3 separate regions of the Mus musculus genome follow, and regions 1 and 2 are each linked to region 3. The links are chromatin loops, found by intact Hi-C in ENCODE. Cell type or tissue: left cerebral cortex. All regions are shown on one strand. Region 1 overlaps Dyrk1a (dual-specificity tyrosine-(Y)-phosphorylation regulated kinase 1a). Region 2 holds the start of Pigp (phosphatidylinositol glycan anchor biosynthesis, class P). Region 3 holds the start of Vps26c (VPS26 endosomal protein sorting factor C).

Evidence for each region. A loop is a pair of places that touch in the nucleus more often than their neighbours do. Peaks named below come from ENCODE experiments on the same cell type or tissue, not always from the same donor. Only the 100,000 strongest peaks of a DNase experiment are listed, where the experiment ranks them.
Region 1: a loop joins it to region 3, with 2.5 times the contacts of the local background. A loop is called at or near these places in 19 of 42 quality-filtered maps.
Region 2: it touches region 3 in a loop (10-fold over the local background); 5 of 42 quality-filtered maps call a loop at or near these places.

The regions. Positions count from the first base shown.
Region 1 is chr16:94,615,423-94,623,422 of GRCm38, forward strand. The region is part of intron 2 of Dyrk1a (dual-specificity tyrosine-(Y)-phosphorylation regulated kinase 1a); the gene reads left to right. Among named protein-coding and RNA genes, the nearest start is that of Dyrk1a, 49 kb to the left of the region's middle. In left cerebral cortex, CTCF peaks have their summits at 1,813 (motif pointing left) and 3,297 (motif pointing left); DNase peaks (open chromatin) are centred at 3,288 and 3,621; H3K27ac peaks cover 868 bases.
Region 2 is chr16:94,366,922-94,374,921 of GRCm38, forward strand. Pigp (phosphatidylinositol glycan anchor biosynthesis, class P) reads right to left here and starts at 3,629. Exons shown (of 5, transcript NM_001159618.1): 1 at 3,445-3,629; 2 at 3,168-3,271; 3 at 640-712. The coding sequence starts at 3,509. Ttc3 (tetratricopeptide repeat domain 3) reads left to right here and starts at 3,818. Exons shown (of 46, transcript NM_009441.2): 1 at 3,818-3,940. In left cerebral cortex, CTCF peaks have their summits at 3,538 and 4,909; DNase peaks (open chromatin) are centred at 2,922, 3,384, 3,764, 4,402 and 2 more places; H3K4me3 peaks cover 4,563 bases; H3K27ac peaks cover 2,802 bases.
Region 3 is chr16:94,523,007-94,531,006 of GRCm38, forward strand. Vps26c (VPS26 endosomal protein sorting factor C) reads right to left here and starts at 3,623. Exons shown (of 8, transcript NM_007834.3): 1 at 3,332-3,623. The coding sequence starts at 3,388. It overlaps Gm31323 (a long non-coding RNA gene), which reads left to right. Exons shown (of 5, transcript XR_876278.2): 5 at 1-326. In left cerebral cortex, no CTCF peak of the experiment used is centred here; DNase peaks (open chromatin) are centred at 3,070 and 3,814; H3K4me3 peaks cover 2,821 bases; H3K27ac peaks cover 2,350 bases.

The DNA of each region.
Region 1 (8,000 bases), 92 kb after region 3:
TCCCGTCTCCCCCCCTCCCCCAGTGCACCCCCTCCTCCCAGCCTCTGCCAGTGTCAGTTGAGATCATATTGAATACATTTATGATGGTGAGCTTGGGTAGCATGCGTTTGATGTTACTATTGACTACTGTCCCATCATTGAGTGACCTACTGTCACTTTGTGAGGTACAACCAATTTAAGCTTATCCCTGACTAGCTTATAAATAAATGAGACTCAGACTATAGCTATTTTATTTGGCTTTTGACAATTACTAGGGGGGTAACCTCTAATGTTCTCTTCTAACTGCTGGCCTGGCTACCTCCCCAGCAGTGAATCCCAGACACTTGTTGTTTCTCCTGGCCCTGTGCTCATGGTTCCTCTCCCCTCATGGCGGCTTCCTCCTTCTACCCTGTCCTTTTCCCTCCTCCTCCTTCCTCTCTCTCCCCCCCGCCAGGTCACTCCAAACTCACCTACCTCTAGTAACCCCAGTAATTGGCTATGGCCAATTTTATTTAACTAATAGTTTTAAATCAAAACAAAAAATTGTAAGCATGAGAACTCCCTCGCAAGCCTAGATCTTTGGGTATAGAATTTAGCATTACAATACATAGCAGACAAACCAAATCTCACCAACTTTGTCACGTGGGTAGGTCTAGATTACTTGGAAATAACTTAAATGGTCTTAGGGATGGATTAGTTGTGGCATGTGCTTCTTTGAACCTTTTTTATTTATCATGTGCATTTCCTAGTTTAAGTTCGATATTGCTTATTCACAGTTTCCCCCTACCCCACCTTTTTGGGTCAGGGTTGTTTTGTTATATAGCCCTAGCCATCTGGAACGTCATTTGTAGACCAGGATTGGTCTAGTACTCACAGACATCCCCTTCCCACCCCTCCCCTGCCTCTGCCTTTGGAGTTCCGGAATTACATATTTGTCACCATGCTTAGCTGTTCTTTAGATTTATTTCATATGTATGAGTGTTCTGCCTGCATGTGTGCCTCTGTACCATCTGTATGCCTGGTCAGTTCAGAGGACAGAAGAGGACATTGGATCCCCTGGGACTGGAGTTACAGGTGGTTGTGAACCACTATTTGGGTGCTGGGAATCAAATCTGGGCCCTGTGCAAGAAAAACAAGTGTTCTTAACCACTGAGCTAACTCTGCAGCCTCCAGCTGTTTTTTAAATTAATATTCTCAGTTTTACAAATGACTAACAGGTATTGAAGAGCATGTAGCTCAGGTCATGTGATTTGGAACACTCTAAAGCTCTCACTAATGTAAGTCACATAAGCTCTCACTTTCCAGCATTAGGCTTTCCTGGGGTCTCTGGTGGCAGTGTTGTTGCAGGGAGTGCTGTATCGGGTTGGCAGGGAGAGCACTGTCTGGAGCATGAGGTGCAGCGTCTGCTCAGCTGTTTCAGATACACAGAAGGTGAAAAGTCATGGCGGCTCCTTTTCCTGCGTTACAGGCCAGGGCTGTGCTTAGAACCCTTTGCTCCACGTGTGTCTGCAGGGTCTCCAGGAGAGCTGCCATCTTACCAGAGTTCATGCACAAGCCGCTCTCATGGTCTGCTGCATGCACTCTTCAGGGTCTGGTCCTCATTATTTGCCATTTCTTTTCAGGTCTTGTTTTGTGATTTTAGCTTTTATTTTCTAAGCAGAAGCAATGCTGATTGTGTCATGTGCATACACAGTATAAAGTTTTTTATGAAATATAGTATAAAATAAAAATATGAGGGCTGGAGATATGGATCAGTGGTTAAGAGCTCTGACTGCTCTTCCAAAGGTCCTGAGTTCAAATCCCAGCAACCACATGGTGGCTCACAACCATCTGTAATGAGATCTGACGCCCTCTTCTGGTGTGTCTGAAGACAGCTACAGTGTACTTACATATAATAAATAAATCTTTAAAAATATCTGAACACAGACACGTAGTAAGACCTCTACTAAATTTAGAAAAAAGCAGATGTTTACTTTCATTACATGTTTAAAATGACGTTATCTATGTGTGGGTATGCTCTTCTGCCACAGTGTGCCCGTGGACGTCAGAAGATCACGTGCCTTAGCCAGTTCTTCACTACAGTGTGGGTTTTGGGGAAATTCCATTTTACTGGTCCTTATAGCGTTTTATTTTTATTTTAAGGCCAATTTGTAAATGTCTGTCTAGTTAGGTGTCTTCTTTTTTTTGTGATAAAATATGATGACCAAAAGGAGCTTGGGGAGGAATGAGCTTATTTTAGCTTACAGTTTCACATCGTAGTCTATCAATGAAGGAAGTCAGGAACCACCTGAAGCAGAAGCAGTGGTGAAATGTGCTTGCTGCTGTACTTGTTTAGTTTGCTTTCTTAAGCCATCCAGGATGACCTCCCTAGGGGTGGCCCCACCCACAGTGGGCTAGGTCCCCCTCCTTCAGTCAGTAATCAAGACAGTACTCCACAGATTGGTCTTTTAGACCAGTCTTACAGAGGCATTTTCTATATTAGCATCCCCTCTTCTCAGATATGTCTGGTTGTATCAAGTTGACAAATACCGACCAGCCCATTGTACACCTAAGAGAGTGAGGGCCTGGCGAAGTGAGTCCGCTCTTTGAGAAGGCACTGGTGTGATTCCCACCCAGAGCTCCAGTTCTAGTGGATCTGGCACTTCATCTGGCCTTGGTAGGCACCAGACACACATGAATATGCACATACACATACAAAATACTGTGAGGGTTCTACAGAGTTACAGCTTAACATAGGTACTTCCTTTTTCCTCTAAAAGTGGGCAGAAAACACCTAGATGGGTAAAACCTCCAATGCCATAAACGCATCTACGATACTTGGTGGAAAACAGTAGAGAGAAGTGGGTAGGAGCAATGTAGTAACTATCACAGTGGTGTGGTATCAGGGTTTGTGCAGAAGAAAGGAAGCACAGTGGGCTTAATAAGAATCCCAAGAGTTCCAAGTTTACCAGCAAAGACTCCCACAGAAGCATATCATGCGAGTCTGAGAATATCAGAGAAGCCAACAAAGTGTGTATGCGTTTCCTGATTCCCAAAACCAGTTAAAGCTGCCTTTCTGGCCAAAGCAGAGACTATTGTAAATAGACTCCAATTGAGCAGTTGTGGAATCATCTTGGACAAAAGAAAGGAAAATTGGGGAAGATGAAAATACAGGAGATCTTATTTATTTTAATCTATATTTTGACCTCCTTCCTGAGAACAGGAGAGAGAGAGAATGCTTCCTGAGGACAGAATCCCAGCCTCCCGGGAGTGTTTTACGTCTGCTGTGTGGAGGTCAGAGGACAGCGGTCAGGAGTAGGTTCTCTACTGCCACCTTGTGGGATGCAGGGATCAAACTCAGATGGTTTGCACTCACTGAGCCATCTCGCTGTTCCCTCATAGCAGTACATTTTATATAACGCTGTATAGATTTACCGTTTTCGCAAAGATTATCAGACAAGTATGCAGATTCCTCACTGGTGTAGAGGTCAGCGTCGGCACTGCCACCTTTGTTGCTGCTGCTTTTGTTGTTGTTGTTGTTGTTATTGTTATTTTGACGTAGGTTTTTGATTGCATCCAAGCTCAGGATGGCTTGGAACCCCAAATCTTCAGCCTTGGTATGTGAAGTGCTGGATTTATCGATGCTAGCTGTCATGCTGACTGCAGAGATGCTTAGTGCTTAAGAGCACATAATGAATTGGCTGCAGCCCACAACACCCACACGACAGCTCACAATCACTTTAACTGTAATTCCAGAACCTACATGGACATCAGGCACATACATGGTATACATACATACATACATACATGCAGACAAAACACTCATATATATAAAATAAAATAAAAATAATCTTTAAAACCGTTTAAAAAGGAAAAACTGAATAACAGAGCATTACGTAGATAGTTAAAAAAAACACAGCAGAAAAAAATGCCTGCTGACCTGATGTCTTAGAGAAAGCCCAGAGAATCTGTAGGATTGATGGAGGAAAGAAAAGAGGGAAAACCCCCACCTAGGTGCTGGAGGTTTAGGTGAGTTGACAGAGTGACTGCTCATTGTGAGTGAGGCTGCGCTGCGCTGTGCCCAGCAGGCCAGCCGAGCTGTGCTGGAGCACTTGGAGGAGCAGGCAAGAAGAGCAGAGGGCCAGAAGCCTGTCATCCTCAGCCAACCTGGGATGCACGGTACCCTGTGTCAGGGAAACAGATGAAAAAGTCCCTGCCTCGAATAAATAAATGGTGCAAAAAAGAGGTTTGAACTTTAGAATGAAAATTTCTTTAGATAAGCAGGTAGTTAATTGCATGCAGAAAAATGTTACAACTCAACAAAACTAAATTTCAAAGTATATACCCTAAACATTCCAGAGAAAGTAATAGTTACTGAAGAAAGGCAGAGAAGTTTCATCATACAGCAACAAGAATAATGCAAGGATATTTCCTGAAGTGGAACAGTTTTGCCTGTGTATCAGGGGGTATAGTGGCTATTCCTGGTTGTCAACTTGAGTACATCCAGAATGAACTGCAATCCAGAATTGGAAGGCTCACCTGTGATCCTGATCTTGAGGCTGGGAGATAGAAGCTTCTGACCTGGATCTTGGCACGGAGATCTTGAGGCACAGTGGCTATGAATCCCAGAAGACTAAGGCAAGGAGATCTCTGAGTTCAAGGTCATCTGGGACAAAGCAAGTCACAGATCCAGGCATGGTGGTACACACCTTTAACCTGGGCCACACCTTTTGCTGGAGACCTACATGAGGTCATTGGAAGAAGGAAGATTCACTCAAGAATTCTTCTGCTTGCATTTACTTGCCAGCACATCTGTTGGAATCTACCAGCTGAAACAAGTAGCCTTGAGGGACTGAGTAACTGGTAGACGATTGGACTTCCTATCCACAGCTGCCCATTATTCGTTGGACTACAGACTAAGCAGAATTACCGTAATCAGAGAAACTCTGCGAGGACTAAGAGAACAGCTTCTTCACTTGTTTGTTGAACAGGAAGCAGAGATGTCGGAACAGAAAGTTTTAAATACTACCCACCTGACTTTGACCCATCAAAGATCCCAAAACTCAAGTTACCCAAGGACCGGCAGTATGTGGTATGGCTGATGGCCCCCTTCAACATGAGGTGTAAGACATGTGGAAAAGACATCTACAAGGGGAAGAAGTTCAGTGCACAAAAGGAAACAGTCCAGAATGAGGCACTGTTGGAGTTTATCAAAAGACCCTTACTCACAGGATCACAGAGACCGCCGCCATTGCTGCAAAATGCATGAGGATTTTTATTGATCCAACATGTTGGGGACTCCTCTTTCATCACACAGGCCAGAGGAGAGACCCAAAACAGAGAAAGAACACACTTTTTATACCTTTGTAAGGGGCAGATTTGAGCAACAAGGTTCTCATTGGTGTAGCAAGTAACCCTTTCAGGCATTGGTTGGTTTGTATAGTGACTCAGTAACCCTTTGGCCTAGTCCCTCACTTTGCTTGCCCCCAACGTGGGTTATTATGATTTGGTCAGCAAAGTAATAGTACATTTTGAACTTATGAATCAGCTATTAACGTCACAGCTATTAACGTCACAGCTATTAACGTCACAGCTATTAACGTCACAGCTATTAACGTCAGGGGGATGTCGGGGATTCTCGCAACAAGGTCTTTGTCAGAATTCAGTGTGGGGTGGGGGGCAGGAGAATTGCTAATCTTGTTATGGTTATTTCTTTGAGAATAGCTAATATTATTTTGGTAGCTGCAGGTTTAATCATTTTGACTGCTAAAACTATGTTTTTACATTTGTTTAGTCAGCCAGCTTCCTTATCTGGCCCTGCACTTGGCCTGCTAGTACAGTTTGGAAAGTCCTTTTCGAAGGGGGAATGTACTGGGTGGTCTTGAATTCATTTCGGATATTACAGCACAGGCTTCCATTCTCTGCTGTAGAGAGGAACAGGATGGGGAGTTTGTTCAGAGAGAAGAAATAAAGTCTTGACTGCCATGTAGTTATTGACAAGGAGTAAAAGAGTGTCACTTCAATTTAGATGCAGGTGGGGCAGGTTTTTATTGTTTTTCTGTGGGGAATTCTTAGGCCATATGTGTCCCTCAGACACATAAGAAACAAAAGAAATAGACAGGATTCGGTGTAGGAATAGTAAAACCATGCAGTGATAGCCATGGAAACCAGAGTGCGAAAGTTGACACTGACAGAATAATGTAACAGTGACCCAGGCTCAGCAGTGCACAGTCCCTGAGAGCACCACCTAGGGAGGGAGGGCCCTGTATTAATTAATGGTTTTTATGGCCCCTCCCAGTAGGCCCTGTGCTACCTATTCACATATGGGGCTAGCAGTTTCTTAAATTTCTCCCCCCCCATAGCCCCACAAAAGATACTCTTTAATCACCATCCCCCCAGTTCCATCCTACCAAATAGTATCCTTGTCTGAGTCACCTTAAATTTCTTGTTTGTATGAGAAACTGATAGATCTTGTCAAATTACATATAGTGCTCTACATTTTATTCTTCATGTTTCCAGTTCAAAATCATGTCATGTACGTAACTGGGAGTTTTTGATAAACTGTAGCTGTCACATTAGCAGTGAAGTTTGCATGGACTGCTGTGTACTCGGCAGGCACTGAAGCTCTGCTCCCTCAGCCCGAGCTCTGTGCTTGTGCCCGTACCTGTGGCTTGGGATTGGAATGCCGATTTATTAATTGAGGGTTTATAAGGCAAAAAAATGACTGGGTGAAGACTTTTTGGAACAAAGCTGAAAAGTTAGCATGTTGTTTTGAATGCCAATGCACTTGAACTGCTTTTTTGGCATTCATTTTGGAATGAATAAAACAAAGATATTTTGAGTTATGAGAATTTTTAGTTGACATATACTTAAAATAAATACTTGATGCTATGCCTGGCTTCATAAAGTGAACCATCTTTGTGACTGTAAATTCCTTATCTTCTTGAGGGGAAGCTGCTGCTTGTTGCTGTTTTACTTTAAACTTATCATCTGGAATACATTGTATGAGCATAAAAGTAACATTTGTGACTTGTACACTTGCTGATCTCATAAGTTCTTATGTCCTGGTGCACCTGTAATCACGCTACACCAGTTGGATGTGTTCCATTAAGAACCATTTCAGTTCAGGCTGGACTTGGATATAAAGAGTTCACCCATGCCCCTCACATACAGAGTGTATGGTCTTACTGTTTGGTGGCTGTGTTATCACTTGCTCTATATGCATTGAACCATTACTGTATATCAAGAACTATTATTTGTTTATTATTTATGTAGTAGCCTATTTTCTCTTGTTAGCTCACACCAGGTCTCACGCTGGCACACAGGCTGGGCTGACCTGCTTCTGACCGCATGCTGGGTTACTTGTTCCCCTGGGTATTTACCTGCCGGTTGTTTTCATGGCGCCACACTGCCTGGGAGCTTTATGCTCTTTCTTTCTTTTTCCTGGAATGGATAAGGTCCCGCAATAACAGCTGAACATAACAGGTTTACAGGTCTGTTGAACAAATTAGAATAAAACCATTAGCAATCTGTTGATGGTGATGACATTTTATTTTCCCTAATATATTTTCTCATGTAAAGAGATCTCTAAGCAGCTGGCCAGTGCTGGAGTATGCCTTTAATCCCAACACTTGGGAGGCAGAGGTAGGTAGATCTCTGTGAGTTCCAAGACAGCCAGGGCTATACAGTAAACTTTTTGGGGTGGGTTGGGGGCAGAGGGAATCCCTGAGGCTTTATAACTATTTTTTGATGTGATAAGGTACAGTAGCTTGCCAGTTTGGCTTTTTGTTTTTTGTTTTGTTTTGTTTTTGTTTTTTTGTTTTCTTCGAGACAGGGTTTCTCTGTGTATCCCTGGCTGTCCTGGAACTCACTCTGTAGACCAGGCTGGCCTCGAACTCAGAAATTCGCCTGCCTCTGCCTCCTGAGCGCTTGGATTAAAGGCGTGCGCCACCATCGCCCGGCCTCAGTTTGGCTTTTGTTCGTAGAAATAATCACTGTTTGAAACAGGAACATGTTTTCTTAAATAGTCAAATCAGAGTTTG
Region 2 (8,000 bases), 160 kb before region 3:
GAAGCATGTCCTAAAATTTTGTTAATATCTTACCTACTATCCCATTTTGTATGCTTATACCTTTAAAAGATTTTCCGGCAACAGTATAATTTTAGCATGATTTTAGGAGGAAACGGAGATAAATGTTTGCCCCACCACCTTTAATTAGTGATATATTAATAACCTTTAGGGTATGGCTGTTGGGGTGTGGCTCACTAGTTAAAGCACTTGCCACTCAAGTGTGTGGACCTGGGTCTGGATTCTCAGACCCAGTTATGTGCTGAGCTTATGTGGCAGGCCAGCTGTAAGTTTGGTACTCAGAGGCAGACACAGGGAATTCTGGAACAAGTCGGCTAGTCAGACTAGCTGTACTATAGAGCTCTGGGCTCAATGTCACCCTCAAGAAAGACTCCTGACATCAACTTTGAGGCACTACATGCACGTGCAAATATGTTCACCTACACATACAACGTGGGCACGCACATGTGAATACCCCCACTACCCTCCCCCAGTACAAAAATAAAAGCAACATTCAATTTCAACACAGATACTCATGGATTTTAAAAGCCATAAGGATTTAAGGCTTGGGTTTTAGAGAAGAGTATTACCCTGCAAAACAATATCAGTTTTACCTCCCCATTGAAGAAATATTAAACTTACTTTTGAGGCCAGTAAGTTAAGCCTAAGGAGTTTAACCAAGATTCGGGAACGAAAGCCCACACAAGATAAAGTACTGCAGGGTAGAGGGTAAGGGGAGAGAGAAGACATGTTAGTGAGGCATGGTCTAGTCTGTAAGGTTCATATACAATAAAGATGCTCCCCAAAGGCCTGCCTCACTCTCTCAAAATTCAGGATCTGTAGCTCCTTATTTGTACCAGTCTTAGAATACTTACCATAATTACCATATTAACACGTTTTTAGTGTCTTAGCTTTTATACTGTACTTTAAAAAGTCTAAGGCTACCACCCAGCACTCCCAGAGACTAAACCACCAACAGAGAGTTTACATGGAGGGATCCATGGGTCCAGATAAGTATCCTGCAGAGATTGGCCTTATCCGACATGATTAGGAGGGAAGGTCCTTGGTCCTGTGGAGGCTTGATGCCCCAGCATAGGGGGATGCTAGAGTGGTGAGGCAGGAGTGGGTGAGTGGGTGGGGGAGCACCCTCATAGAGGCAAAGGGGAGGGGAGAGAGGAGGGATGGGATGGGGGATTTGTGGAGGGGTAACGGGGAAGGGGGATATCATTTGAATTGTAAGCAAATTTAATGATAATTTAAAAAAAGTCTATGGACATATTTCTTAGGAACTTATTGCTAGAATTTGCTCCTGCATTTTACATGCTCATTGTTTCTCCATAGGGAAGAAGTAATTACTTAAGAAGTAGTTGCTTAAAGGGAACTTGTCACCTCTGGTTCTGACTGTCTATGTACAATCTTCTTTCTACCAATACCCAGTCTTGTAGGCTCCTTTTCTGCTGTCTCCGTGTTTTAACAATAGATTCTAAACTTCTCCACATGGACTAACTCGTTTAATCCTCAAAACAGTCCTGAGACGCACATGTATATTTTTATACACAAGAAAGGACTCATTTGTACAAAGGAAGTGGTGGAGACAGGTTTCAGGCTACATCAGCAGTGGTGGGTTTTGTCTTAAGAATGAAGTGTTACAGAGCTTTGTATGCCAAGACTGGAATACAGTAACTCCTGAAGAGATGGTTTGTGCTTTCTGTAAGCTTCTGGTGCCGAACAAAGATGCTTACAGAGATCTTTTCCTTTCTGCATGGTAAGTTGTAGTATTAAAAGATAGCACACAGCAGCACAGCACATGAGGAGGGCTCTTCCTGCTCCTTAATCTCCTCCACCCTATCCCTGTTTTGCTTCCTGGATATGTTTTACTTATCTGTCGTCTCCAAGTATGCAGAAAGCTCAAATGAAGGCAGACAAGGTTTGGTTATTTTACCTTTCCCTGGCCTCTAACACTGTCTGATACATAGTAAGTGCTCAGTAAATTCTTCAATTAGGTTTTGGTTTATCTAACATGCTTGTAGATTCCAATCCTTAAAATCCTCTTTGAATAGTAATTTATAGAAATAAAGGGCAGCTAATGTTTATTAAGCAGCTTCTTTGCATAAATTACCCAAGTTAATACAAGAGTCAAAGGACTTCAGTAGAGTGAAGTCTGCCAGTATACCTGTTCTAATTCCAGTCCTGTTGCTATTTGGCTTTGATCAAGTTACTTAAATTCAGTATTCCCATCTTTAAACTGAGGAAGCAAGGCAGCACCTACTTCACAGGTTCACTTCATGCAAAACACAAAGCTCTCAGGCCAAACAATGATTCCACGAAAGAGCCAGTAACTGTAGCTTCTTCATCCCACTACACTACAGCTAAGCTAGTACTTTTCACTTAAGAATTGGGAAGGATACCTCCACATAGACATTCTGATTTCTATCAAGGACCAGGTTGGATTGTGGGCATTCAATTTTCTACCACTTGATTGCCTCATATCTTCCAAACTATTTGAAGAGGGACTTTGGTTCTGTTTGTTGAGTTGGTCATATTAAGTTTGTTTTTGTTCTTTGTTTTTGTTTTGTTTTGTTTTGTAAGCCTCAGTGGCCTCATCTACAAAATGGAACATTGTGGGCATTAATGCAGATCCCAGACGTTAAGGGTACATTCTTACACCTGACTTCTCTGGCCCATTATCTTCACTCTTCAGCTACAGCATGCTATCCTGGAGCTATAAGCATCTCACTTCCAAACCTTCACAGGCCTTCACTCAGAGACTCTATCCATGGTCCTTCCTGACTTATTCTGATAGAACTGCCAGGGAGTGGCCTGGAGGTAGCTAACCCCAATTTCTAAACCTTCCAAGGCTCTTCCAGGGCACTCATCATGCTCTCTGAACTGTGGGTTTACTATGCTTCTCCACATGACTATGACCTCAAGGATTGGGGCCAGGTTTTATTCACATTAGCATCAAGCCTAGTGCTAAATAAATATTGGAGAGTTCATCTAGAACTGCATACATAAACTGAGCAAACAAACGGTACCCCTTTTAGGACTCGTGAAGAGACACAGGTAGAAAGAATCAACAGTTCATGTGTGTACGTTCTAAGGACAAACACATTATTTCCTGGTTCTCAATACCATTAAGGGCCTTGGCCATCCATCATTCCAGTACTTACTGAAGCCAAATTGTGAGCTTAGGAAAAGAACAAAGCCATAAATCGCTCTTTCTGGCAATGGCGACGGTGAATTTTCCACCATCTTCCCTGTGGCTTTAGACAATCTGTGGAAAAGGAACACAATCGTCGTCAGACATCTCCCCCCGCCCCCCTTCACCAATGGTCTGTTACATAATCTCATCGCTTGCTGCGGACACAGCCACTGCGGATGTTCGCGCGCGCGCGCCACTGCAGCTGAGGGGGCGGCGGGAGCGCGCGCTGCGGGGAAAATGCGCACCTCGGACCCTCTGAGGCGAGGAAGGGGCCCGGGCTGGACAGAGGCCCCGAGTCCTGCCCTCTCATGATGGGCCCTGTCCCAGCCTTCGTGAGGCTCAGAGGAAACAGGAGGCCCGGGACCTTGAGTCCTGCGAGCACCGACGCCCACCCGTCCCCACCCTTCAGCCCCACTCAGTCCAATGCGCAGGCGCGGCTCAGCTACCCCCGCAGCGTGGGCGGAAATTAAAAAAAAAAAAAAACCTGAGGAAAAGCAGAGGCTGGCAGGCGCCCCCGCCGCTTGGCGCAGGCGCACCGCGACCGCAGCGAGGGGGCTAGCACGGTCTCACCACCCACCCCACCGAGCTGAGGGGGCGACGCGGCGACTGCGCATGCGCACCCTAAGCCACGTGACCCGCCCGCCTCAGGAGCCGCGGAGCGTTCGCTCTGCGGGTCTGGTTGACGTGGAGGGCCGGAGGCGTCGGCAGCCCGCGTCTGAGGCTCGCGGGCTGCGGGCCCGGGTGAGTGCAGACCCTGCGCGCGGCGGGGCTCACGGAAGCGTCTGCGCGTCCCGCCGCAGCCGAGATGCCCGGGCATCGGGGCGCTCCACACCTCCCTCCGTGGGTGTGTGGTGAGTGTGGGTGTGCGCGTCGCCGCGCGTCTCGCCGAGCGCCCGCGCGCTGAGGGGGTGTGGCCGCCCTTGCCCTTGTGGGTGTGTTCCCTTTGTCCAGTGACCCTCGGGCGTCCTTAACGGTAGAAGGGGGGTCTTTTGTGTGCGCGTCGCCTGGCGTGCGGGTGACATCCCGGGTCAGGTACCCGTTCCCGCGTTCCGAGCGCTCGGGGACGCGCCTCTGGGTCTGCGGCTGGCCCGCTTTGTTCCTACGCTCTCCCTTCCCTACGACGGCGTGGGCGTCCTTCTCATCCTCTGAGGATGGTGGTTCCCCTCCCACCTTTGTCACTGCCTTCCCTGTGGTGTGCGCGCCCCCTCCTCAGCACCCGCGCGCGCCCGCCCACCCGCCGCTGCGGCAGGCTGCAGTGGCAGGCGCGCGCGTGCGTCCTCGAGGGTCCCCAAAGGTGCGCTGTGTAGGGGCCCTGTGGCGTGCGCGGGGTTGGAATTGCGGTGACGCGCGTGCGCGCTGCCCCTGGTCTGTGTGTGCGCGCCTCTCCCCCCCACCCCCACCCCCGTTTCTGGGAGGACCCGGGAGGGACGCAGAGCTGCCCCCCACCCCACCTCCCCACCTGCAGCCTTTTCCTACGCCTGCGCAGGGCTGCTGCTCCGCAGTGCTGGCGACGTCACTGAGGCCTGGGCTGCCATCTCCTATTGGGGAGGGGACAGACTAGGGGGGTGGGGGGACAAAGGACCAAAATGAAGCCGAGGGTGTGTCGGTACCACTGCACGGTACCTTTCTCAGAAGCTTGTAGTTTCCAGACGTCCTTCAGTTTGCAAATTCTTTCCACCGTTTGTGCTTGTGCCTCTCACCAGGCGATGGCTAACACTGGGTATTGCAGGGTGTTTATAGCAGCCTTTTAAAGCTCTGGACTCTGGCGAGGGATCAAGGGAACAGGGTTGAAATCATACAGGTTTTACTGCTCTCTCCGGGGCAGTTTTCTCACAACCACAGCTCTAGTTAGAACACGTTCTTTCAAGAAATGTGTATTTTATTTTAAGAAAAATGGGTTTGTTATACGGTAAAACTCTCCTAGGGATTCAATTGCCACTACTGTGCTTGTCAGGGGTTTGTGCTTTGCGCTCAAGGGCTGCGGATTGTCTTTCTCTCCTGCTCGGTTTTCTTATTGTTGCTTAATTTTCCTTTTTTCTCTTTTAATTTCTGGAATACTTAGAGATTAAACACAGGTAGATCTAACCAAATCAGGCCATTTTGTTTGTTATATATTTATTTTTTTGCCAAATTTACTTCAGATTCTCCAAAACAAACAAAAACAAAAACAAACAAAAAAAAGCTTAAACATTTTTGGAGATGCTGAGAGTTTGAGCCCCTCCTTACCTAGAGATAGCCACTGTGTTCAGGTTTGTGTGTATCATTTCCATGCATAACTTATAATTTGGTAATGGTGAATATATAAACAATACATAGTATTTGTTTTTAACCAAAGTGATATAAAATTGTGACTTTTTGCAACTTGCTTTTTCACTCAGCATCACGTTTTGAGATTTATATATGAATAAATCGAATAATTGTACTTTCTTTGAATTATTATAAATGTTGGTATAGCACTGCATTGTACTCATTTTGATGGACTTTGGAATTGTTTATAGTCTTTACTCTTTAAAACGGTCCTGCAATAAATATCTCTGTACCTGTTTGCTGTGCACACTTTTGGAGTTTCTCTAGGACATACCCTTAAGCATAATTTTGCTGGGTAGTAGAATATATACATCTTCCACTTAACCAGATATGATAGAAACGTTCAAAGTGGTTGTACCAGTTTTAATGGTCACTGATATGGAGAACACCCATTTCCTCACATGCTTGCTAACAAACTTTTTTTTCCTCTTTTTACTGACCATCTTATTTATGACTTTAGCTTTCTGCTAAATTTGCTTAAAAGACTGCCTTTTGTCTAGCCATGTGACAGCAAATGGGTTAAACTCTCACAGCTGGTTGGTTCGGTCTTTAATGATTTTGGTCCTCATAACATTCATTGAAATGAACAGTTATGTTATCTAATGTTGCTTTGGCTGATGTAAAGATAAGATTTCATGGTATGTTATATGTACCTCCCACACAGCAAGTGAACTGATAGAATTAAAAACACTTTAAAGGTATGATGTTTTTCTTTAAATCCTTTCCTCTTTGATGTAGTACTTGATATATTCAGAATACATGTAACTTATTTATTGACAAACTGTGAAGTAAAACAAATGAACACTTACAAGTCTACCAGTGGGACCAAGAATCAACCTAACCAGTATTGAATATTTCACTTTCAGAGGTGATTATCCTGAATTCATGTTATTCTTGTATTTTAAACATTTTTATCAGATTTTTGTGTATCATTTAGCACTGAATTGTGTGTATAGCTTCTGTGTTTGAGTAAAGCACATTATTCTGGGTATAGTCTTCTGAAACTTACTTTCACTAAATGCTGTGTTTCTAAGTAACTAATACTCCGTAGAGATGTAAGCCATTAATTCTTTACTGCTTGTGTAACGATGGATGAATATAATGCGGTTTACTTCTGTTTCTGTTGGTGGGCATTTTGACTGTTCTGTTTTCCCATAGAAATGTAACCAGCACACCCACTTGGAAGAACTATGGTATAGCTGCAAGTAGGAAAGCAAAAGAATAGTTTAAAATGCTGGAAAGGCCTCTTTTAATTCTAGCACTTCCTCTGTCCACTTATATAGAAAGTGGTATAATTTGTTTTTTTCTGTTAATTTTTAGTGTTTCTAATTACTTTTATTCAACTCAATTGTGTGATAAAACTAGCTATAATACCTACAAAGGTTTGACACCTATTTACTTGTGTGGGTATATGTGCCATGGCACATGCAGGGAGCCTGGAGGACACATGTGGATTGGGGATTGGGCTCTGGTTGTCAGGTTTGGTGGCAAGCACTCCTACCCACTGAGCCAACCTGCTGGCCTAGTTATGTATTTGGAAAAACCATAGTTTTACTTTAAAATGTCCTTTTGATACTCTAGAAATTTATCCTTTGCAATGCTGAACTCTTTCAGATATCGTTAGTAGCTCGAGGGAATTACATAAGTTTCAAAAGCATCTTTAGTGCTTTGTGAATAGATTGGAGTACCCAGCATCATGAGTTATTTAGTAGGAGTGGAACTGCTGGTTTTTAGGGGTATGAATGTTCAACTTTATAAAATGATTTCAAACTGGATCTGAAGTGTTAGTACCAGCTTGTGTTTTTACTTAATAGTTTTGTCAGTTTCTATACTTTGATCAGCGTTATATGAGAGTTTTAGGCAACCTGCAGCCTGTTAAACACTTGTTATCTTAGATCTCTTTGTATTTGCCAGTAGTGCAACATGGTGCATCATTGTGGTTAAAATTTGCATTTATTAATGAGATTGAGACTCTTCACATAGCGTCAGGTGTTTCCCTTGTGTGGAAAACATGGCCCTGTTTTTTCACCTACTTTTAAAGAATACTGAATTGTCTTTTTAAGCTGACAAACTGGGAGCACTTTTTATTAAATGTGCATTGAAAAAACTCAGAGCATGTGACACAAGTTTTCAACCACTAAACTACATTGTACAGCCCAATTCTTAATTTTAATATCCAATGAAAATGTCCCCTGCTTTGGACATACTAAGATGTCCACTGTGTTTCTTTTTAGACATTTTTTAAATGATGCATTTCTCACTTAAATTCATAATCCACCTGTAATCAGTTTTTGTGTATGCTGTGAGCTAGTGACTCATTCATCTTGTCACCTTCTCTGTTGTATATATTGAATTTGACTTCTGTTTACCAGAGTTGTAGCATCTCACTTGCCTGCTGAGTGTTTCTGTGTATGGATCTGTTTCTGGCTTGTCTTTTTGTCACCTCATCTTTATCTGTTGGTACCTATTCTTTCTTAGTTATTACCACTGTAGC
Region 3 (8,000 bases):
TCACAGAGAAGACTTATGACAATAAAAGAATTACCGAGGTCATATAAAATGTACAGTATGTTTATAGCTATTGACTATGACTAAATTATCATAAACATTCCCATTTTATTGTCTTTTTTTCTAGCATTTCTAATGCTGTCAAAAATCTAACATTCCTAAATCCTGCATTGTAATTCTGCTCATAAAATTTTCCTAACATTTAAAATATTAAAATTAGAAATTATTATATTAGGGGAAAATTAGATATTTCTAAGTAACCTGTGTTTAAAAAAAAAAAATCAGGGGGCTGGTGAGATGGCTCAGTGGGTAAGAGCACCCAACTGCTCTTCCGAAGGTCCGGAGTTCAAATCCCAGCAACCACATGGTGGCTCACAACCATCCATAACGAGATCTGACTCCCTCTTCTGGAGTGTCTGAAGACAGCTACAGTGTACTTACATATAATAAATAAATCTTTAAAAAAAAAAATCATACTGGTCCCAGCACTCAGGAAGCACAGGCAGGTAGAGCTCTGTGAGTTTGAGGTCAGCCTGGTTCAGAGCTATATAGAGACCCTATCTAAAAACAAAACAAAACAATCCCCAAACTCACCCCCTAAAAAGAAAATACTGATGAAGTCATAAGACATGTAAGTTGTTCAATCTACAAATTTGATTAGCAAATCCTTCTGAAACCCATGTGGGACACAAGGACTGCTCTGGAGTCCACAGAGATGACTGAACTGCAGTCTCTTCATGTCCCTGGAGAAACGCCAGGTCAGAGTTTAGGTGGGTGGTCTGATCCTCCTACCACCAGTCCATTCCCTATCCTGGGTCCCTGACCTTTCCAGCAGATCCTGGTGAGTGACGTGGGCTTGCACTGGAGTAAATCACTACTAAAAAACATTTACTGGGGATGTCTGGATTTTAAAGAGGAGGCTGAAACTTAATAAGCTAAACAGTCAAGCCACAAAGGTTTTTAAAAGATTAAGCCAAGGAAAACAGAAGATAACAAAGTCAGCCCACTAAAGCCTCTCCACGTAAACGGTGCACAGTCCCACTGGGGACTCATTTTCTAACCCTCCTGATCCCGGAGCTGGGATGGCTCTTCCTGGAGGAAGCTAGCTTTCTACATCCCACTCCACAGACACCCCCATCCAGCACTTGGCCATCTTTCACGTCACCTGACAAGGACAGTGTGTGGCCTATGGGTACAGCAGAGCTATTCAGCCATAGAAACAAGCATGCTCCAACAGTCATGGATACTGAAAACATGCTGTGTCAAAGAAGCCAGTCAGAAAGGGCCACAACCAGGAGGACTCTTGTCCTGTGAAAGGCTACAACAGGCAGATCCTGTGGCATATGTGTGATCTCCTGGGGCTGGGGGCAGGGAAGGAGGAGTAACAGCTATCAAGTACGGGGGCTTTTTTGGAGTTGGTGACAACCTTCTAAACTTAGTGGGGATGGATGCACAGCACTATAAATACACTAAAACCACTAGATTAGCTGTTTTAATGGGCTGGTTTTTGCTGTATCCAAATTATATCTCTAACATCTGTGTGTATATATAAATTATATCCCTACAAAACTATTTTTTTTTTTAAGATTTATTTATTTATTATATGTAAGTACACTGTAGCTGTCCAGAAGAGGGAGTCAGATCTTGTTACAGATGGTTGTGAGCCACCATGTGGTTGCTGGGATTTGAACTCCGGACCTTCCGAAGAGCAGTCAGTGCTCTTACCCACTGAGCCATCTCACCAGCCCCCTCCTACAAAACTATTAACCAAGAAAAAAGTCATGTCGCTTTCCATTGGCCTCAGAACTGTTACTATTTTGCTACATTTACTTTTGTTCTGTATACACATGCGGAAACTTATACACACCACATCTAGCGGTTAAGGTTACCATGGCAAAGGTCAGCATATGAAAGGGCTCCCTTGTGACTAAGACACACCGAGAAATTCAACACAGACACAATTGTTTGACAAACGCTTTGCACTGCATTCTGGTCCTTGCCTTTAGTGTCTTTCATTTTAAACAATTTTACTGGCCGGGCATGGTGGCACACGCCTTTAATCCCAGCACTTGTGAGGCAGAGGCAGGTGAATTTCTGAGTTCGAGGCCAGCCTGGTCTACAGAGTGAGTTCCAGGACAGCCAGGGGTACACAGAGAAACCGTCTCGGAAAAAAACAAAACAAACAAACAAAAAAAACCCCAACAATTTTACTGACTTACCATTTAAAACGATTTATTTCAAATTATGTTATACACTGTGTCTGTGAGTGCAGTCCAATCAGACCAGAAGTGTGAGATTCCCTGCAGTTGGGAGTTACAGGGAGTTGTGAATGGTCTGACATGGCAGCTGAGAACTGGACCCTCCGAAGATCAGTGGATTCATCTCTCCAGCCCTTATCTTATGGCCCCTGGGCTCGTATCAAACTCAATATGCAGCTAAGGATGATCATAATGTTCTGACCCTGTCTTAAGTGGTAAGATTACAGACACCCACCACCACGTCTGATTTTATGCGGTACTGGCAACTATTTTACAATCTGAGCCACTTCCCCTGGCCTCCAATTGCTTTTCATGAAACTGACAGCTTTAATATGGCAGTGGTTTGACAGTGTGCCTCAACTGAGGCAGGATAGATCGTTTCCTTTATGAACTAACTAAATACTTTCGCAGTGATCTAGCATAAGTGAGTTTCCACTTTCTTAGTGCATCTTGCCAGAGTACAGTCGCTTTTATAAGGGGTGATGGCAACTTGGTGTTTGGGATTTTGTTTTGTGGGGGAGGGGTCTTTGAATGATGTCTACTAGACAAATCACGAATATAGCTTCCTGTGTGGTGAGGATGGAAGTGGGGTGGCTCACTGGAATCTTTTTAAAATAATCAGGTTTCTAGCCTTTAGCGTCCATTTAAGATGTTCACCTGGGATGTTTTTCCCTTTCAACACCACGCTGCATTTGTATCCACTGAACTGTGTGCAGAAGCTAGCTGTGACTCCACGGCTGCTGTGCTGGTGTCTCCGGAGGTAGAGACAGGGCGATTGCATTCTACAACTAGGGTAATGGATCCTGCCGCGGTGAGAGGCTTACAAGAGAACTCTGCTTTAGGATTGACCACAGCCTGGAGCACACATGTCTGTTCTGAAAGCTCTTCTGCAGAAAGGGGCGTTTGTCATCTGCTCTTCACCCCCAGAGCGACAGCTCGAGCCCGCCGCCCGCCCGCCTGCCGCCGGCCCCCAGCCCCACACTGGACAGGACCGCAGGGCACGCCCATCTAGCGTCGGGGCCGCGCGAGCCGTGCTGGAGACCGCAGAGCTTGAAGCCCAACACCCCTCCACTTACCCCGGCGTGATACACTTTATTCGCTCTTTTAATCTTGATGTCCAGAGTGGTCCCCATCTCAGATTATCCGCAAAGGCCGCAACTTCCGGCCACTCGTGACCCGGTTGCCCCGCCCCCTACGAACCCGCCCCTCCGGCGCCTTCCGCAGTGGTGGCACGTGACCGGCTTTCGCGCCACACCTCACACACCTCCCTCCTTCGGGCACAGGGCGTGGCTTAGCGCGGACAGGGGCACGAAACCCACACGCGCGCGCGCGCGCGCGCGCGAACACACACACACACACTTCCGGAACGCGGGAGTGTGCTCTCTGTTCTCCCGGCGTGCCCCGCGGCGGGGGCGAGGCCGCTTCGCAGCGTTTTTTTTACACAGGAAGGCTGCCTTCCCGTCGGGCTGTGCGGCGCGAAAGGCTGCGTTTCGGAGGTGGGTTTCCGGAAGTGATAGCAGGAACGTGTCCCCTCCTGTCATCCGCTTCCTCCATCCCTGTAGCCGCGTCTGCTGCCAGATGTTCTGAGGCGCCACCGCCAGTATCCTCCGGGCGGACGAGTCCGTGCCAACCGCAGGGGCGTGGCCCCGCGCTTGCGACCTGCTGGGCGCTGATTGGTGGAGGGCCGCAGCTACGCCCCCTCAGGCCACGCCCACGACGCAGAGCCAAGGTTTCGGGAAGCGCGAGGTGACCTCGCTCTGCGGCTGCTCGCGGCTCCGCGGCCGCGGAGGCTTCTGGGTACTCCCCAGGCGCCAGCTCTGGAAGTGGTCTTGGTGTTCTGTGGGGTATCCGGGCGGGCGGGCGCGCGAGCGGGAAGGTTGGAGTCGAAGCGGAAACGGACCTGCGTACCCCTTTCTCCCTCCAGCAGCCTGCCGCAGTGGACGCCGAACTTTAGGGGGGATATTGCGGTTAGCCAGCATGCTAGTTACTGAATTGTGTAAACTGACTCTTCCGATAAGCAAGTCAAATCTTGATGTTTTTGTTACGTAAAATGATGTGAAGAAATGGTATTTGTTGAATTCCTTGATTATTATTTTCTTAAATATATATCACTTTTAGGATAACAAATTTCTCTGTAAAGTGGTTTCGTGAATGACTCTAGGTGTTTTGAAGCCGAGAACGATGTACGACGGCTGCAATTGCTTTTGAAGGTTAAGATAAAATGTTTCTCAGTATCCACAGCTCTATTTTCAGCTCCCATCTCTACCCTTAGGACTTACCCGTGTGACCTACAGACTTTCCTAGCAATTCTAAAAAAATCATGTGGGACACAGCTTAGATATTTGGAAGACACAAATTCAGTGCAGGAAAGAAAAAGAAAAGCCTTTCCTTCCATATATGGCTTTACAGAGTCTTGTTCCTCCAGGGACGATGTACCTGATTTCCTCTTTGAAAATTGCACACATGGTTAAGGAAGGCTGGTCTACTGTGAAGAGCGCTCCTTCCAGGAACTACCAGTGTTTATTGAGTGCAAAGGCCGTCCTACAAGAATCAAAAGTCCACTTTCCACAAACACTGTTCTTTTAAAGTCTTTCCATCCCTTAATCTCATGTTAAATAAGTTTGATTTTGTCACTTTAAGCTACTGAATATCAGACTGTCAAATTGACAGTCTTGTGGCTCAAGTGGGACACTAGGTCTTTTGTGAGGGTAATAAATGGAAGTTGTGGTTCTGGTGTGGAAGTAAGGTGAGCATCCCAATAGAGAACAGCTGGAGTTCTCAGAGTTGATCCCTGCTTTTCTGCATACTGCGGTGTCTGACAACGTTCATGGATAACGGGGAGGCTAGTAGAGCCTTCTCCCCAGACATTTGAATGGGAGATAGTTCCCAGCTTGTCTTTCTCTGTCAACCCTACTGCCAGCATCCAAGAAGTATCCCCAGGAAAATGCTGTTCCCTCAAGATGGTTAAAGACAACTTATCTTCATGGGGTTCTCTTGAGCTAATGAGATAGCTTAGTGACTAAAAGTACTTGCCACCACATCTGATAACAACCTGGGTTCCATCACTGGTAAAAGAACCAATTGCCACCAGTTGTCCTCCGACTGCCATGTGTGCACCCCGATTGTGTGTGTGTGTGTGTGTGTGTGTGTGTGTGTGTGTGTTCTTGTGACCAGTCTACAGTACCATCCCTACTTGGTCATCTTCTCTCTTGAAACACAAGAATGAGCAAGCATGGTGATGAATCAGACTCTTCTGCCTATGGGCACTACCGATGTGATGCCTACGGATGATGATCCTCCCATACCGGATCACTTTCCACCACCAGACCACAAAGCCCGTGCACCTGTGTTCCTTACTGGGCCATCTTGTGTAGACCACGCAGAGGGAGAATTCAGGAAAATTGGTGGAAGCAGAATTAGAAATATATGTCTTTTATTAAATGCTGGGAAATAACCCCTCAAATAGGCATCTTTCTTTAATTGAAAACTGGAATACGATGTGCATATTAGTCTTAAAGTTTTTATGTCACGGATGTTTTGTCCACATGTATATCTGTGTGCGCTCATGGAGGCCTTGAGAGCATCCGATCTGGAACCAGAGTTACAGTTCTGAGCCATTGTGGCTGCTGTGAATCAAACTGGGGTGCTCTACAAAAACAGCCAGCGCTTTAATACACTGACCCATCTCTCTAGCCCTTAGTTTCTTCTGTCACTGTTATGATGAAAGAGGGTTTATTGTGGCTCAGAGTTTGAGGGTATAGTCCATCATGGTATGGGAGTCACGGTAGCTAGAGCTTGAGGAAGATGGATGCTGGTACTTGGCTGGCTGCTTTCTATGTATCCCAGAACTCCATCCTGTGTACTGTGCCACCCACACTTAAGGGGAATCTTCTCAATTAGTCTAGAAAATTCCTCACAGACTTGCACAGAGATTCTTCTCCAAGATAATCCTGGAATCCAGTCACGTTTACAGTAGTGACCATTACACTAGTGTCCAGTAATTGGCTTCCTTGCAATTCCAGGACAACAGCAACAGTCCCACTGGGCCTTTTTAATGGGTTCTCTCCCTTGGTCCTCCTATGGACTGAAGGACAGGATCCCTGAGCTGCTGGTAAGAGAGTCTCAGCAGCTCTTCAAATCTTGCCTTTAACTGAACTCAGTTGTCCCCAGGACCATGCCACCTTTTCAAAGGCATCCTGTGTCTGAGGACTGATGCACTCAGGATATGCAGACCATTCCTTTTCCCCAATTCAGGACCACTGTGAAGGACTAGTCAGGTCCAGAGCTACCATCAAGTGTACCATAACAAGTTACTCAGTAGTTTAAAACAGCACACATTTGTAGTGTTGTAATACATGTGGGCCAGTCACAACTAGATGACTCTGGCCCAAGGTCTATAGTAATTTGGGCCAAGATGTTAGACATGGCTACAAACTTATGATTTGGGAACGTTATGTTTTCACGGGGGCTTAAAAAGAATAACCTCTGTGCTTGCAAGTGTATGCCTGTCCAAATGGGGTGTCCAAGGCACCATCTTAGAAGATGAAACCTAAGCCTCACCAGATGCCAAACCTGGAAGAACCTTGATCTTGGACTTCTCACCCTTCAGAACCTAGAGAAAGAAACTATATCCACGTAAGCAGATGGAAGACGATGCATCTTTGAAAAAAAAAAAAGTCAAACTCTGTATATTGCAGACACTTTAACAAGAATTTTAGCCAACTAGCCATCAAGACTACATTCTCAAATATATTAGGGCAAGGAACAAATAATACAAAACTAAAAGATTACCAAGTGTAAGCAACTCTATTGAGAAATCCATGCCCATTCCAGTGTATACAATACAGTCTTTTCCTTAAGCCTGTCTTTAATGCCAAGTCTTAAATCTATATCAAAAGTATTTCTTAAATATATAATATTTTTACTCTCTGAGGATTTCATATACACATGCAATGTATTTTGAGCATATTCACCCCACATTCTTTGCCTAACTCCTCTCCTCTTTTTGTACACACACATACATAAATATGTAAGCATACATATTCATGTTCTCCCATCAAGTCCAACTTGTGCTGCCCATGTACTACTTATGGATGTGGGCCAATCTCCTGGAGCATAGTTGACCTACCAGGGTCCCTTCTCTTAAGAAAACTGACTCTTCCTCTCAGAAGCCATCAGCTGTCAAGAGCTCCTCAGCCCCATGCTGCAATGTTTGTTGGCTAGCTTGGTCTTGTGCAGCAACCACAGCTGCTGTGAGTTCAAGTGTATGGTGGTCCTGCATTTCCAGAAGAGACTTTCACTCTGGTCCTCCTGACCTCTGGATCTTAAAATCTTTCTGCCCCCTCTCCTCTTCTGCAATTGTCCTGCGCCTTAGGGGAAGGGAGTGTGATAGAGATGTCCCATTTGTGACTGAGCACTCCACACACATCAAAGGTATTTCTTAACCCCAATTCTGCTTTGTTAACAAATAATCGTGACTAGGTGACTTAGCTGGCAACGTGCTCTACTAACCAAACGTGAGGAACTGAGTTCAGTCCCAGAGCCCATATGAAGAAACAGGGAGAGCTGTGTTTATTCTTAACCCCAAAGCTGGGAAGGAGAAACAGGAAGATTCCAGAGGCGTGTGGGCCAGCTCGCCTAGATCACTTGGTGAGCTCCAGGCCAGTGAGAAATCCCATCTCACAGTGAAGTAACCATAGATGAAAAGCACTTGACCTCCAGCACCAGAATTTGCACAAACACAGG